Linked DNA regions of Mus musculus: region 2 is linked to region 1. The links are chromatin loops, found by intact Hi-C in ENCODE. Cell type or tissue: gastrocnemius. All regions are shown on one strand.

Region 1 (8,000 bases):
TGATGAATGTTGGGAGTGAAGGAAGTCCTAAATGCCTAATGTCCTTAGTGAATATGTGCTATTGATATGTGCATGTCCATGCCAAGAACTATAGCCTCAGACTCATGATAAAATGGCACAAGCCCCCACACATACACACTCGAAAGGTGAAGCTCAGAAGGGTGGCTAAGACTTCCTCTTGTCCATGTTTGGAAGTTGATAGTCAACATGCTGAACTTCTAGAGTCCTGCAGTTTCTCCATCAGATAGCGCCCAGTCCACCGAATCCCAACTTTTCTGTGTTTCTGTGTGTGCTGCCATTTCTTCATTCCCTTGTCAACCCTAGTGATGTAAAGCCCTGGAAACCATACAAGACATTGGCACATCAATATTATATTTACATAATTTCTTTACCTCCTTTACCACCTGACTCTTCCTGTGCCTCCCTCACTCCTTTCTCAAATCCATGATGTCTTCTTCCTTAATTATTGTTGTTGGTGGTGGTGGTGGTGTGTCTGTGTGTACATGTGTTTATATAACTACAGCCTACTGATCCCATTTAATGTTGCTCATATCTGTATTTGTTAAGGGCTTATTGCTATCAAATATGACCTGCCCTTAAAGGAGACTGATTTGTCCTCTCATGGCAGCCATTAGTTGCCTTTGGATCCTCATTTGAGGATAAGGCCCTGTGAGATTCCCCATCTACACTGGCATACCAAATGATGTGTTATTCCTGTCTTGTTTAAGGAACAATATTCTTTACATTTCATAGGGTAACTTCCCTGTTATGTATAAAATACTCTATCTCACAGCAGATAGCCTGTTTCCCAGCTCTTACAATCTTTCTGTCCCTTTCTTCTGCAATGTTCCCCGAGTCTTAGGTATAGGGGTTATAGTGTAGATGCATCCATTGGTTTGGGTACATGGCCAGTGGTTCTCTGCATTTTGGACAGTTGTGGATTTCTATAACTTATTCAATGACTTATTCAATAGCAATACAGAATAACACAGTGGTCCTGAGCCATTGTAACCTTTAAGTTCCTATTAATGATAGAAAACTCATGCTTCAGAGTCAGGAACAATTAAAATAATAAATACAAATTACAAAATTAAAATAATATTTTTAAAGATTTGTGCATATTGTATTGAATATTCAAATGCTGCATCAAAATTATCTTATATAACACAGTAAGTTAGTAGTATTTCCACCAAAAAACCCTACAAACCAATTTGATTACATCGTAAAGACTATCACTTATTTATATTGATCTATACAGTAAAGAAAAAAGATGGGTATCACTGTTCATATATAAATTACTTAAACCTTTGCTCAAACTTGAATTTTTGACTGTGGCAAAATGTTTTCATCTGTCATTTTAACTGCTTTTTATACATGTACATTTTATACATATACATTTGTATATGACATAAATTGATGAATATTTCATATCAAATTAGAAATAAAAAGCAATGAAAGGATTCTTCACCCTACAAAATAATTCTTCATTGGCCAGAAATCTACGTTAGTCAACCCTTTTGTAAAGGAAAGACTTAGTAAGCGAACTAACCTGCTTTTGCTTTTACCTAAGGGCTCCTATTGTCCTAGTGTTCCCCACATTCTGAAGCAGGGACTATCGTTGATCTTGCAATTAGACAACCCATAAATATTTAATACATGTGTATGAATATATTCAGTAAGAGAAGGTTTGCTTTGAGCTCTGGAAGGAGTTTCATGGGAAAAGATGCCAAGTTGCTTGTCTAGTTGCATCCATTGCTGTGACAAAGCCCTGTGACCAAAAGCAAGTTAAGAGAGAAGAGCATTTTGTTGTTGTTACTGCTGCTGTCTGTTGTTGTTGTTGATGATGTTGTTGTTGTTATTGTTGTTGTTGTTATTGTCATTGAGATTTACACTTCCAAGTCACAGACCTCCAATAAGGAAAGACAGAGCAGATTTTAAATTTGAACTTGAAGGCAAAACCATAGAGGAACATCACCTTACTGGCTTTATGGCACGCCTGTGTTTAACTAGTTTTCTTATGCAGCCTGTCTGCCTAGGGCAGTTGGGTCATGACCCATTTAGGGGATGAACAATCCTTTCATAAGGGTCACCTAAGACTATGAGAAAGCTTGGATATTTATATTAGGACTCATAACAGTAGCAAAATTGCAGTTATGAAGTAGCAAAAGAAAATATTTTATAGTTGGGGGGTCACCACAACATGAGGAACTGTATTAAATAAAAAGTCAACACATTAGGAATGTTGAGAAACACTGGCCTAAGGAATGGTGCCCTCCACAGTGGGCTGGGTTCTCCTACATCAATTGATAATTAAGATAACCCCCCACAGACATGCCTCTGCCAGCCCATCTTCTGCCATCCCTCAATTGAAACTTCATTTTCTCAGGTGATTTTAGCCTTCAAGTTGACAGTTAAAGCTAACTAGGACAGTTGTATACAACAGCTCTCAACACTAGAACCTGATAGACACAGACACCCATATGTTCTCCACTATTTTTTAAATATATTTAGGAAATATGGGGTTCTCCAGTACAAGACCTTGAGTAAAATGTAATACTGCATCTGCTCCTAGAAGCCTAGAGCCCCGGGATGGACCATGTTGAATAAGATACGTTGTTAATACAACTGTATAAAGATAGGGAGAAGGTCTCAGGCGGCATATGGGAAAGAAGACTTAGTGTCTCCGCACATGAGGGTGGGGAATGCTTTCATTTCTCATTATTTAAGAGACAGAGGACGATGATATTAGCAAGATGGTGGAATCAGAAGCACCAAATCTCATTGTCCTCATAGAAAGAGTGACTATAATATGACACATGTGAGTGGGAAATGCCTTCATGAGAACCCTAGAAATAAGTTCAAAGCCAAGAATAGTCATGCTGAGAGTGGCAAACCAAGTGCAGGGACCCGTCCTTAATCCCATCTACTTAGGAAGCTGAGGTAAGACGAACACAAATTCAAGACCAGCCTGAATAGTACTGGTCGATCTGGAAAAAAAATAAGGAAACTAGGAGGGAGTGTGGAAGAGAGGGGGAGGGGTAAAAGAGGTGGTAGATATAAAGAGAAGATGTAGTAAAAGATGCCGTTCCATATCAAACGTCTCCTTTTCCAGAGTGCAAAAGTCCAATTATCAGTCTCTTCCTTGGGGGGCGGGGGGGAGGGCAAAGAGAAAAATAGATTTTGCATTCAAAGTCTCTTCTCTCGAGGAACTAATTTCCTTCTCACATACTTCACAGTGTTCATGCCTAGGGGCTGCAGAGAACAAAAGTGAGCTCGGCAGCTCATGTCAGTGCCAGGGAACTTGTAATACCACAAACAGAAACTGGCACAGCCTGCCACCTAGGGAGTGAGAGCCCAGCTTGTGGCTCTGGGAGTGGAAGGGGTGAATGGAGCGGACATGTGTCCAAAAAAGAAAAAATCCCAGCTCTTCAGGGACCTTCAAAGAGACTGGTTTCTGGCTTACCCAACACAGGTTCCTGATGGTCCCCAAGGCCTCAGGGAAAGGCACATAGTTTAGCACGTTGGAACTTGTAATACTACAGATAGACACTAGAGGGAGGAAGAGATTACAAACTGAAGACTAAGCCAGCAAAACTCTGCCGGGCTTATTCATGAAAGCATAGAAAAATGTATCCCTAGACAAATTTGACGAGGTTCTGGAATCTTGACCTCAAATGACTGTGGAAGTCTTTCCTTGTACATAGTTGAAGTAAAATGATATAGAGGCAGGTGTGTTTCAAATGTACAACCAAATACAAAGGTACAAGGCATACATAAAAACCTGAGAAATCATGGCCCAACCATAGGAACAAAAGAATCTCCAAAGCCTAACTTCAGGTAATGGAGTTAAGTGAATGACCAAATTAAGAATTCAAAATATCCATGTTACATTCAATCAACTCACAAGAACATAATGAATAGAATAACAGTATCAAGTCTCTCTCTTTTTTTTTTTTTAAATAACCAAACAGTGATTTCAAAGCTAAAGAACACAGAATAGAACTGAAAATTCACAATGGTAGTAACTTCATTCACAAGATAGAATCAGCAGTCACAAAGACATTGACATTATCCAATCAGAAGCATAGTAAAAATGAACACAAAAAGAGAATAAAACAATCCTACGGAAATGAGAGGCTATCATAAAGTAGAGTGGTTAGGAAAGAAAGCGATGGGAGATTGCCATAGAGTTTATTGGGTTCTTGGATAAATTCCTAGTGCTAAAAACAATAAACAAAGATGAGAGAGAGAACAGAAAAGAGGCAGATAATAAGATGGTGTGAATAAGTGACCCTGTGAGGGAAAATGGACATCTAGATGTCTAAAGGACCCTAGCTGTGATTAAACCAAAGAAGCGCATCTGAGAAATTACAATCACATTGTCAACAATCAAAGATAGGGGATTTTGTAGGCACAGAAATAAAAGTGACTTGTCACATACAAAGACAGCCTGGTAAGAATAAGAAGGGATTTCACATTGCAAGCTTGCGGGGCAAACGGAAACACAATGATATGTTCAAGTGCTAAAGAAAAATAGTGTCAATCAAGAATACTACATATGGCTATAGTCTCCACAGAAATAAAGCAGAAATACCTTCCCAGATAAGTAAGAGCTGAGGGGTTTCATCACCACTACATTAATGAAAATAAGAAATGCTAAAGATAATTTTAATTGAATTTAAAGGATGATAAAGAGTCCCATGAAAGCAATGAAGGTAGAAAGCTCAATGGCGAAGGGAAATGCATAGTCAAGTAAATGCATAGACTAGGGAAATACCATAATAGCAGTGTGAAATTTCACCTCATACAGTATTTCATCTATGGTGCTGGACATAAATGAAGAATACAGCTTTAAAACTATAATTTGTGACATTAATGACAACACGTAGGGCTGAGGATGTGGCTCAAAGTCAGAACATTTACTGATTACACACAAGGTCTGCCCATTCCCAAAATAATTCAGGAATAAAACAAAACATAAAACTTGCATTCACTGTTGAAAATAAGCTGAAGTCATCTTAAAGTCAGTGTTATAAACATAAGTCATGCTACACAAACCCTGCGGTGAACACAAAGACGATACCTTTAGATTATGGACAGAGAAGAACAAGAAGATGCTAAGTATCCATTACAAAAGTAGACAGCAAAACAGAAAGGCAGAGAAAAGACCTCAAAAACTGTAAGACAGACAAAAAGCAATTGCTAAAGAGATAGTCTAAGTTCTTCTCTATAATAAATTTTTTGAATACATCGATCAAAGCTCCTGGTCATAGAAATGGAATATCTGAATGGATTTTGAACAAACAAGATCCAACCGCTTGCTGTCTCCAAGAGATACACTCTAAAGATGTGTAACGGCTAAAAGCAAACTATAAATGATGTTTCTTACAAACAATAATGAAATGAGAACAAACAGAGGTTGCTCCACACATACCAGAAAAATATATTTTAAAATGTAAAATGTCATGAAAAACAAAAAAATGATAGATAGATAGATAGATAGATAGATAGATAGATAGATAGATAGATAAATAGATAGATAGATGGATAGGTGATACATGGGGGGGGATAAAAACAGTGAATTCAGCAGAATTTGTAGTCAGAACACCCAAATGTATGAAGCAAACATTGATAGAACCTGGGAAATATACAGTAACACAATAAAAATAAAAAATCATAATATCCTACTCTTAATAACAGACAGGCCATTCAGACAGAAACCTGTGAGCCAACAGTAAGTTTGAAAAAACTAAGAACAGATGGACAAGATCCACATATAAAGAACGTGGTGCCCTGTTGCCTCAGAACACCTATCCCCAAGTTCAAAAGGAAATTCTATAGTATAAATAGAATGTTAGGGAACAAAACAATCTTAACCAATTAAATAAGATATAAGCCACATCACACATCACTTCCAACCATAAGAAAATGAAAGTAAAAATCAGAGACATTGTTAAGCATGCGGAAATCAAATAACTTACTCTTGTATAGTCAATGGGCTAAAGAATAAATTAAGAGATAAATTGAAAATATTTTGAGACTCTTGAGAATAAAACACAAGGTCTTAAGCTTACACTATTCAACACTACCATGTGTGTATAGCTAACAATACTATGACCTTAAAAATGTAATGCGAGAGACACAGTTCTGGGGGGGTACTGGTTAGTTCATATTGTTGATCCTCCTATAGGGTTGCCGACCCCTTTAGCTCCTTGTTTACTTTCTCTTGCCCCACAGAACTGTGTCTCTAGTTGCATATGTAGCAGAGGTTGGCCTAGTCAGCAGTCAATGGGGGAGAGGCCCTTGACCTTGGGAAGATCATATGCCCCAAAACAGGGGAATGCCAGGACCAGGAAGCAAGAGTGGGTGGGTTGGGGAGCAGGGCAGGGGGAGAGTATAGGAGACTTTGGGAATAACATATGAAATGTAAATGAAGAAAATATCTAATAAAAAATTTTAAAGCTGTAATGCTAACTTTATGTTAACACATTATTTACTGTTATTAAAAACAAACTTTAAACTTGTTAGATGAGGAATAAATAGCACCTATACCCACAAATATTAATTATCTACACATGGACAGTCAAGAACAAGGCTTCCTAAACTCTACACTCATAACCACTTCATACCTGAAAAGTTTTTACATGACTATTGATATGTATGTCTAGAAAATAGGTATATGTTCACTGATTACACATTACAGAAAATTAAGGCAATTATCTACTATACATACAATTTTACAATTTATTAAAAACTAAACTAATAACATACACATGCTTGTTAGTGTTCACATAAGGACCTAAATCTTAACTGCTTATTTGATATTGCAAGACACAGAACATCTTGGAGGTTTGTCCAAGTGTTCAATGTTTATTTTTATACATCAACTCTAAGAGCACCCACCATTCTTCATAAATGCATGGTGTAAAATGCAGGAACATGTTTAGATCCATTTCAGAAAGTATGAAAACGTTTGCCCTATTCACAAAAGAAAATTTATTGAATTTTTTCTATGTATTTTTACATATTTTAATTAAAATATAATTATAGCACTTTCTCCCAAGTTGCCACAACTCTCAAACTGCTCAAACTCTTCTTGTCCCACTATTATTGCTACATATATTTATGCACAAATACAACCTACCGAGTCCATTCTATTTTTTGTTTATGTACAGTTTCATTGATACTGTTTGTATTGGATAACTAAATAGAGAGCTCCTCCCAGGTAGAGGGTAGCTCTCCCATTCCCAGCAGTCATCAGTTGCCTTATCCACAGATGTGCCCCTGTGAGGTTGTTTTTCCTTTCCACATCAACAAGTCTACTGATACTGCCATTGTTCAAATTTTGCTTATGCAGGCATTTCTAGGAAAGACTGTTTCACAGCCAACTTCTGGTGTTTCATTCTTACAGTCTTCCTAGCCCCTCTCTGTGATGTTTGCAGAGCCATAAATGCAGGAGTTGTGACGTAGTTGTGGGGTAGGGCTACCCAGGATCTGTTGATGTCTGCATTGTGTCCAGCTGTGGATTTCTGTGATGGTCTCCATTTTCTGTAAAGAAAAGCGTTCTGATAAAGGTTTGATAGATCTGGACTGATAAAGTGATGGTAGTAGAGGCTCTTCTAAGAGATGAGACATTGAAAGTGGGGTAGGTTTCGAGGAACATGCGTGGTATCCCTCCTGTTAAACAGGCTTAAGTGCAATTAGACAGTCATTGGTTGTCGCCAATGTGTGAGTGCCACTTACCATACCTTTATGGATATCTTACCATGCTGGTCATTGCCATGGTTGAAAGGTATCACAACTGGGTAGGACTATTAATTGCCTCTCTATCTTGGCATCTTGCATAGTTATTTTCTGGTAACCTGGAAGTTAGAAAAGATACTCTTAGATCTGATTCAGATCAAATAATTTTGAGCATTGTGTACTAACTGTGCTGTATAGGGGTACAGCAATAGGGGCTTAGTATCAATCATTGTGAGACAACCAAAGGCAACAATAAT
Region 2 (8,000 bases), 550 kb after region 1:
GTGAAGGGAAAAAAGCCTAGACAAACATTTTGTCAGAACCTTGCGAAATGCCAAGGTATTACCAGTAAATTGGTTGTATATACAATAAAATTGCACCCTTTTTTTAAACAAAACAAACTAAGCAATAGTTTGGGCAGTTCTAGTTGTTTTTAGTGAGCATGTTGTAGTCTCGACTGCAAAGAGAGAGAATAAACTGCCCACTCAGAAGATATGTAATTTGTATCGTTGTATAGTTTTATTGATTACACTGATTTATTCTACCCTATTTTATAATGCAGGACTTTTGTAATGTTGTCTAAATGAGGAAACATTTCTGTCAAATTAGCCTAGTGAAATCTCTGATTGTTCATTACAAAGGCAGCGTTCACAGCATTGCTTCTTCTTCTTCCTTCTCCACCTCCTTGTGGGAACGGGATTAAGTTTAAAACTTTCCCGTTTCTTTTTTGTTCGGTTGGTTTGGGTTTTTTTTTTTCTTTTTCTACTTTTAAAGTATTTAAATGCAATTATTTTTCTGCCAATGGTATAGCCTATGCCTATGCTTGAGAAGTGTAGGTCTACTGAAGAACCATTACAAATGGACGTCAGAGGTGTGCTGTACTTTTGAAGGTATTTTATTGTATTAGGTTTAATGAAGCTAAAAGTAGGGAACTCTCAACAGATTTGCAGGAGGAAAAAAAATGTTTTTAAAGGCTCTCAACCACTGTGGAGGCAGCATAGGGTGACAGCAACCAAGGATTAAGTAGTCAGTACACCAAGTTCTGGTCTGCTCATGCTTCATTGTCCAGAAAGCAGCAGGAAATTGTAGTTCCGTTGTCATCAAGCAGGAAGCAAATGCAACACCGACCAAGGCAGTTTAGGTCAAGAGCTGAGCCAAGGTGCTTGAGGAAGGCTTTGCTACAGGAGTGTAGAGACAGACAGCCCCAAGAGCTGTCAGCATTGGAAGCCAGACTTGATTCTGAGACATGTTGAATTGCTTTTTCCTCTCCCATCAAATGGCATTAACACAATTGGTAAAGATGGTCCCTCAAATGACTCCCCCCCCCCCATTTTTGTCTTTGGGAACTGAAGTCAGAGGCACCAAGTCTAACTCTCAGCATTTTTCCAATAAATGTTCTCCCTTGGCCCCTCTCCTGGCCACCACAAAGCTCCTTTTCTAAACTGTCCTGGGCAGAAGTCTTCTCTGGTGCCCTTCTCCCATCCTCCAGCCCTTCACTTCCCACTGAGGTTGTCTCTTTACTGCCTGGCATGACATCTAAAAGCTCACTGCCTATGCAGGGCTCACTCCCCACCATCCGGATGGCCTCCCACAGGCCCTCCAGCCTCAATCCTCCGTGCTTCCTTTTTTCCTTTCCCAACAGTCCAAGAGCGCAGGATCCAACTTTCTAGTCACGCTGTTCTGTATTCAGTCAGCCCACAAGAATATGCAAACTCCATCTCAAAACTACTGTCTTTCACCTTCCCAAATCTCTATCCTCGTGTGCTTCAAGCTCTATAACAACCATATCATGAGGTATTTGCAAAGGAAAACATTTTCTCCCATGATTTGTTTTTTGTTGTTATTGTTGTTGGGTTGGGGATTTTTTTTGTTTGTTTCATTGTTTTGGTTTTGGTTTTGATGGGGACTGGTCTTTAAGACTGTCATTTGATATTTTTTTACATCAGAGTTTATCCCACAGTCCCCCATCTCTCCCTCCTCCTTCCCTCCCTGTCTCCTTCTCTCTTTCTCACTGTCTGTCTCTCTGGTTTTCTTTTGCTGCTTCTTCCCTTCTGGTTTCTGGTAGCAGGCCTCCATTGAACTGTTGTAAAATACAAGAAGTGTGGTCAGTAAGGAGAGTTGGGGTGGTGCCTTCCAGCCTGCCCGCCAGTCCATCCTAGACACTCCCAGAGGCTGCTAGCTCCGCCCCTCTGGCATGGCTTTCCTTTCCCATCGCCTTCGGAGGCCATTTTGTCTTGAAGTCAATGCATGCTCGTGCTGTTCGACAGTAACCTACTCTGCCTTCTCCACCTCCGAGGCTGTGCATTCATCCAATTAGTGTCATGAATGTTTCCCCTTTATTTTTCCAATAAAAAAAAGCAGTGGGATGAAAATTGCTTTGATATATAGCAGGTATATTGAAGCTATTCCATAGCACTTAACTGTAGTGAATACTGTGTCACCAGTTCTGAAATCAATTTAATGTTTAATGCAAATCCATTACATGGTGCTATTACAGGCTGACAAAATGATTCACACGAATGTGACAACTCGGGCTCAGTTCACTCTGCTTCCCAACAGTGTAAATGCATAGCAGTGTTTACCTGCATGAGAACTATGCACTAATCTATCTGAAGAAAAAAAAAAACTATATCAACTTTGGTATCTACTTTCCGTTTACTTCAATCCTTGCCTTTTTGGTCATTGTTATAATGCCAGCTTTAGGACAGAAAGAATTATAAGAAAACCAGCATAATACCTGATATATTAAAATGTAGTGCCTGTGAAACCTGTATTATACTGCTCTTCTGAAGTAAGACTTTTCTACACCGGTAGCCTTCGCTGTCTGTCAGTCAGGACCTCTGGTATAGGTGATGTAAAATAACCGTACAATATTATGCATGCTATCCCATAATGCTTAGTGACTGTATGATATTACTCAGAGTTCTGTTAGACTTTTTTTCTGCCTCGGTTCTTATCGGCTAGGTTTGAGGTATTTCACTGAGAACGTGAACTCGGTCTTCCTTCCAGCTGTCGTCAGGATCTTGGAGGTGTACACTTACTTAAATTCAGTATTACTTGTGTGTGTTTTCATTTTTTTGTTGTTGTTTTTTGTTTTTGTTTTGTTTTGTTTTTTGTTTTGTTTTGTTTTCTTTTGTTTCTCCTAAGGGACAAGCATGGGTGTTTGATTTCAGAAATCAGTATCTGGTGAGATTTTTGTCTCAAAACTACCATTTGAATTTCAAGAACTCTGCTGCAAAACCACTCTGAGAATGTTTCCAAGTGAGAGTCACTTTCTTGACCCTCAAGAGAAGCTAGACGACACAGAAGAACCTTAATGGACAGTGTACCCATGCTTGATCTGTCTCACACCAGACTTCCTTGTAGTAAAAAGAAAAACAAAACAAAACAAAAGAACTTTAAGAAATCACTTAGCTGTTTAGTTACATGCACAGATGCAATATTTTCTTCAAAAATATAACTCTGTACAAACTTTGGGCCCGATTCATAAGAAAGAAGTTTGCTATTAACACGGGATTTTAAAAAATATGCTCTCTCTCTCTCTGCTCTCTCTCTCTCTCTAAATTTGGATATATTTTCTTCCCAAATTGAATATTTCCTTTGTTTAACTCCCCCCCCCCCCAATAGCACCCATTTGCCTCTCATTCTCCCAAGGGTTGCATTAAGGAAGTTGGAGGGATGCTATATGGGGACTGGATCCCAGTAAGGCTCACAAGGCTAAGGGGAACTTAAGTATGGGATACAGCACATGGATGCACCCCTCTGTGTGTCAGGCATCCTCCATGTGGACTCACTGTGCTGTTGGGACTGAAACACTAACTTTGTAAAATGTGTCTGGACCACAAGAGGATACAGGAGAAGTGCTACCTCTGATCTAACTAGAGCAAGCTCATGGCAGAAAATATCACAAACTTTAAAATGTGAAGATTCCTGTCTCTCCCGTGGTTTTAAAGGCAAGTGGTGTCCAAGAAACAGAGCATCCTTCCTGCCGTTCAACGCTCAGCTTTTCCGAAAACCTAAAGCTTGTGTTCTCTTTGCTTTGACTGCAAATTGTACTGCTCTTGTTTTTTTAATTTTTTTCTTGGTCATGGTCTGTAAATTTGCTTTTTTTCTTTCTTTCTTTTTTAACCTGTTATTGTCCACTAAAGGTCTTAGATGTCTGGCCATGTGAGAATGCAGTAAGGGGGCTGCCAGCTCTCTTCTCCCTCAGACCATTGTCTCCCCGCTGAACTCGGCTGCCTTGCCACCGAGGTGCCAGCCAGGCTAGAGGAGTGCCAGCAGGTCCCAGTAGGTCCTTAGGAAGGCTGTCAAGGCCCAGTCCATGGTTCCTTCTCTGCTTCTCCTACATACCTTTCCCATCACACATGAAAAAAGAAAAAAACAAATCTGCTCAGAGTGCCTCTGGTTTCTTTTCAAATTGTGGGGGGAAGGATTAAAAACTTCAAATGATGGAAAAAGAGATCTCTTGTGAAACGAAACGCCCCGTGTTAATAACTTGGTCTGAAATTGTTTTTATGAGCCGGGCCCCCTGTGCCTCTAGCATATGTGTATTGACTCTCATAGTTACCCTTTTCGTTTACTGTGTTCTGTGAAAACTTGTAATTGGTTGAGAATCACTGTGGGCGTCCATTCTTATCAACTAAATCTCCACAGGGTTTTTGTGCTGGTGTGGATTAGTTTAACTCTTGTATTCAACCGTTAGTGCTACCACCTTCTCACATTACAATACAATTACTGGAAGCAAGTACTGCATTTCCTATGCAACAAAAAAAGGAAAAATAAAAAAAAAATTGCTAATGCTACGGAAGCCGTGTCCTCTTTTGCTGTGTACACAATGCCTGGGGTGAGTGAGCTGTGTTGTGGGCTGGTGCTTTCCCCACAAGTCGGGCTTTCTGCGTTCACCTTGACAGATTCTAGGTGTATAGGGTCTTTCACAGGGTTCCAAGGAGAGTGTTGCTGGCCTTCTACCTGCCTGGGCCAATGCAAGCTTGCAGATCCCACCTGGAGCTTCCTGTGTGTCTGGTATGCTTGCCTATGTGATCTGTTTTTTGCTATGGGAGTCAGGAAGTGGATCCCAAGAGGGGAGGGGGTCCAAATGGCCCTGGACTATATAACTAGAAAGCACAGCCACCAGCCATGGATCCCGAGAGATACAAGGAGACAGGATCAGGTACTAAGGGTGGAATACACATGGCTGATACTTGTATCATTTTGGGGGATACAGGCGCACACCATCAGAGAGGAAATACTATGTGGCTGGTACTAGGAGCTCTGGGAGAAGAATGGCTAGTGCTAGAAATCGGGATGAAGCTGAGGTGTCTATGGAGTAAGGACTAGCTGAAGCTGGGGATCCTGGAAGCAGCTGGAGAATGCTGCACGCCTCTACCTCCTGTGACACTGTGAACAGCACACTGTTGTCACCACACTGTGGGCAGCGAGCTCTCTCCTCTCTCTCCTCCTCTTGGCTCACACCAGTGTTCCTAGTACTAGTTCCTTGTTTCTTGGCTGGAACTAGTAGTAGCTAGCCATTTAGAAAGTCTGGAAACTGAACCAAGAAAACTATCAGTCCCAGCCTCACCAGCAGAGTATAAACCAGTGAGCTAGGCAGGGAGAGACACAAACTAGGAGTACACACATTTAACCTATTTTTTTAAAGCTTGATGCCACACTGTGAGGCGAGTCTAGTTTTTATCCTCTTATAGATGAGGCTCCTGAACAGAGATTAGTAACTGGAAGCCATACAAAGAATAATCATCTGTGTGTGATTCTAATCTGAGAAGTCAGATGCCTACATTTTCCCAGTAATCACCAGATCTTCATTCTGTTAACTGCTTACCAGCAATACTGGTGAAGTGTCTACCATGTGCCAGAAACTATGCCAATGCTAAGACTAGTAAGTAAACAAAAACTGGGTATCTGTTCTTCTGAGCCATGTAGTCTAGTAGTTAAAAAAAATAAAATAAAATAAAGTCCACTCAAATCAGCCCAGCGCCACAGTCATGATGAGTCTTCACATTGTTCTGAAGGCCACTGAGGCCAGTGTCACAGATAATAACTGACAAAGCAAAAGAGGGAAGGAGACTCTTGCATAATGAGCAGTAAGGAAACACTATGTAAAATGTACCTGCATTCAAAGGGACCCCAGGGAAGGTGTATTAAACTGAAGAAAGGAAACTCTCTGGTGCAACAGGGAGTCTGACCTTGAAGTCAAGACGCTGCATGTGCTTGCAGCACATAATGGGTTTTCCCCCTCTTAAAGCACACTCATTACTGTCCTCATCACTTTGAAATGACATGTGGCAAAAACAGGAGAGACTTGTTTGGGCTCATAGTTTTGTCAGGGCTTCCATATGTCAAACTGTGGAAGGCAGGGTGGGACTCTTGGTGGTGGGAGTGTGTGAATCAGAGACCCCCTCGAATCACAATGGACCAGGAAACAGCACAGAACAGCACCAGGGAAAGTATAGCCTTCAAAGTCCTCAAGCATCCTACTTCTACCAGCCAGGCCATGACACCTAATGACCCTGGGGCCTTCAAAACACCAAGTTCCCAAACTGGGGACTAAGTATTCAAAACATGAGCCTGCAGGGGAACATTTCACCTTCAAACCACAGCAGCTTATAAAATCTTATCTATTCATTAGATTTGTGTATACTATCAAAGAAATAACCCCACATCTCACAGCAATGAAGATTTTAATCTTACTTAACACGTCTCTTGTGGGTAGCCTGAGACCTCTGCACAGGATTGCCTCATTCTAGGACGCTAGACAGAAAACAGATAGTGTTTGACCATTGCGGGAGGTATTGGCAGGATTCATAATAGCTTTTAACATCTGGAATAGACTCCCACCACTTTGGCTCACATTTCATTGGTCAAAGCCAATCACAGGAAGGCTAGAGAACAGGACTAGTCATGAGCTGGAGAGACAAAGATTAAGCTGAGTAGAGAAGAATGTTGAAGTCAGAGTGGCAGAGAGGTGACAGGCAATGAGTGCAGGTTCACAGTAGAGCACAAGTAAACATAGTAGAGACCAAAGAGGACATAAATACCTACTAATCGCTAAACGCTCACATGCCAAGCAGTTTAGGTGATTGATTTATCACCTCACATTTAGTATTTGGCTCTGACTGCAACTATTGAAGAGGCACAATCAGTCCTTACGAAGCATTCCTGACTCAAGTTAATTGAGCAACTTTCTAGTACTTGCCTTAGCATTTAAGTTAAATCATATCAGTCCCCAATCACATTGATCTTTATAATTTGGCCTCATGAAACTGAAATCTAAGTCAATCCAAATCATCTAGGTCAGGTGGTATGCAACACAGCGCTTGGACATGGGACAACATTGTAAATCAAGACCGTGGAATCAAGTACCAAACTGGCCCAGGTGACTCCTAGCTCTCCATTTTAGTAGCTCTATGGCATTGGCTGGTGCCTCAGTTTTCCTATTGGTTAGATGAGAATGATTATTACAGGATCATTATAGATATCTGACGAATTAAAATGTGTTTAGCGTAGCATATTGTAAATGCCATCACCAAAGAAAGGACCCCTGGTAAAGGTTTCAGTGCACAGTAATGCAAGTCTTCTTCTTGTTCATTCCCAGGCTGCCATTTGGCTGAATTCTGAAACCTGACTCAACTAAGCAGGAAAAGGTATCCCAAGAAATGTCGTCTAGGGTTTACATCTTGATATCTTATTTTCTGAACTCTGCTATAGTAAGGGCCTCAGTTTTTCCATCTACAAAGTGGAAATGAGTGTGGTGCCTACGGTCAAAGACCATGAGAAGGATTGAAAACAACTGATGCAAGTAGATCACCCAGCAGAGTACCAGTCATGTAAGAACCTAGTATCATGTGGTTCATCCTGGAAGAAAGCAGCCTTGACACCCTGGAGGACAGAGATGTTACAGAGAGAAGCTAAGCATAAAACCAGAGTCCCCCTAGGTGAGGTAATACAAGGCTGTAGCCTGTGAGACAGAGACAGGAGGATTATGAGTTTGTAGTTAGTTTGAACTACACACATCCTGTCTCAAGAGGGTCAATGAGGAGAGGGTGAACAGAGGAGGAGGAGGAGAAGCAGGAGGAAGAGGAGGGATGAGATGGGGAGAAGCAGGAGGAAAAAACAGATCAAAGAAACCAAGGAACTGGAGAGAATCCCACTCCCTTCTTTCATTGGTCACGGGATATTAAACACATTACTTCTCACCTTGATTTTCAGTTTCCTCACCTGCCAAGTGAATACAGTAACGTCTCTCTTCCTGGAGAAAGAAGTCCAAAGA

Evidence for each region. Hi-C counts contacts between places; a loop is a spot of excess contacts. Peaks named below come from ENCODE experiments on the same cell type or tissue, not always from the same donor. Only the 100,000 strongest peaks of a DNase experiment are listed, where the experiment ranks them.
Region 2: it touches region 1 in a loop (4-fold over the local background); 5 of 42 quality-filtered maps call a loop at or near these places.

Annotation. Positions count from the first base shown.
Region 1 is chr4:97,561,417-97,569,416 of GRCm38, forward strand. It overlaps E130114P18Rik (RIKEN cDNA E130114P18 gene), which reads right to left. Exons shown (of 3, transcript NR_015513.2): 2 at 7,766-7,862; 3 at 6,459-7,548. Among named protein-coding and RNA genes, the nearest start is that of E130114P18Rik, 19 kb to the right of the region's middle. In gastrocnemius, a CTCF peak has its summit at 3,539 (motif pointing right); a DNase peak (open chromatin) is centred at 3,351.
Region 2 is chr4:98,114,354-98,122,353 of GRCm38, forward strand. It overlaps Nfia (nuclear factor I/A), which reads left to right. Exons shown (of 11, transcript NM_010905.3): 11 at 1-4,523. Among named protein-coding and RNA genes, the nearest start is that of Gm34784, 7.7 kb to the right of the region's middle. In gastrocnemius, no CTCF peak of the experiment used is centred here; a DNase peak (open chromatin) is centred at 3,975; H3K27ac peaks cover 1,285 bases.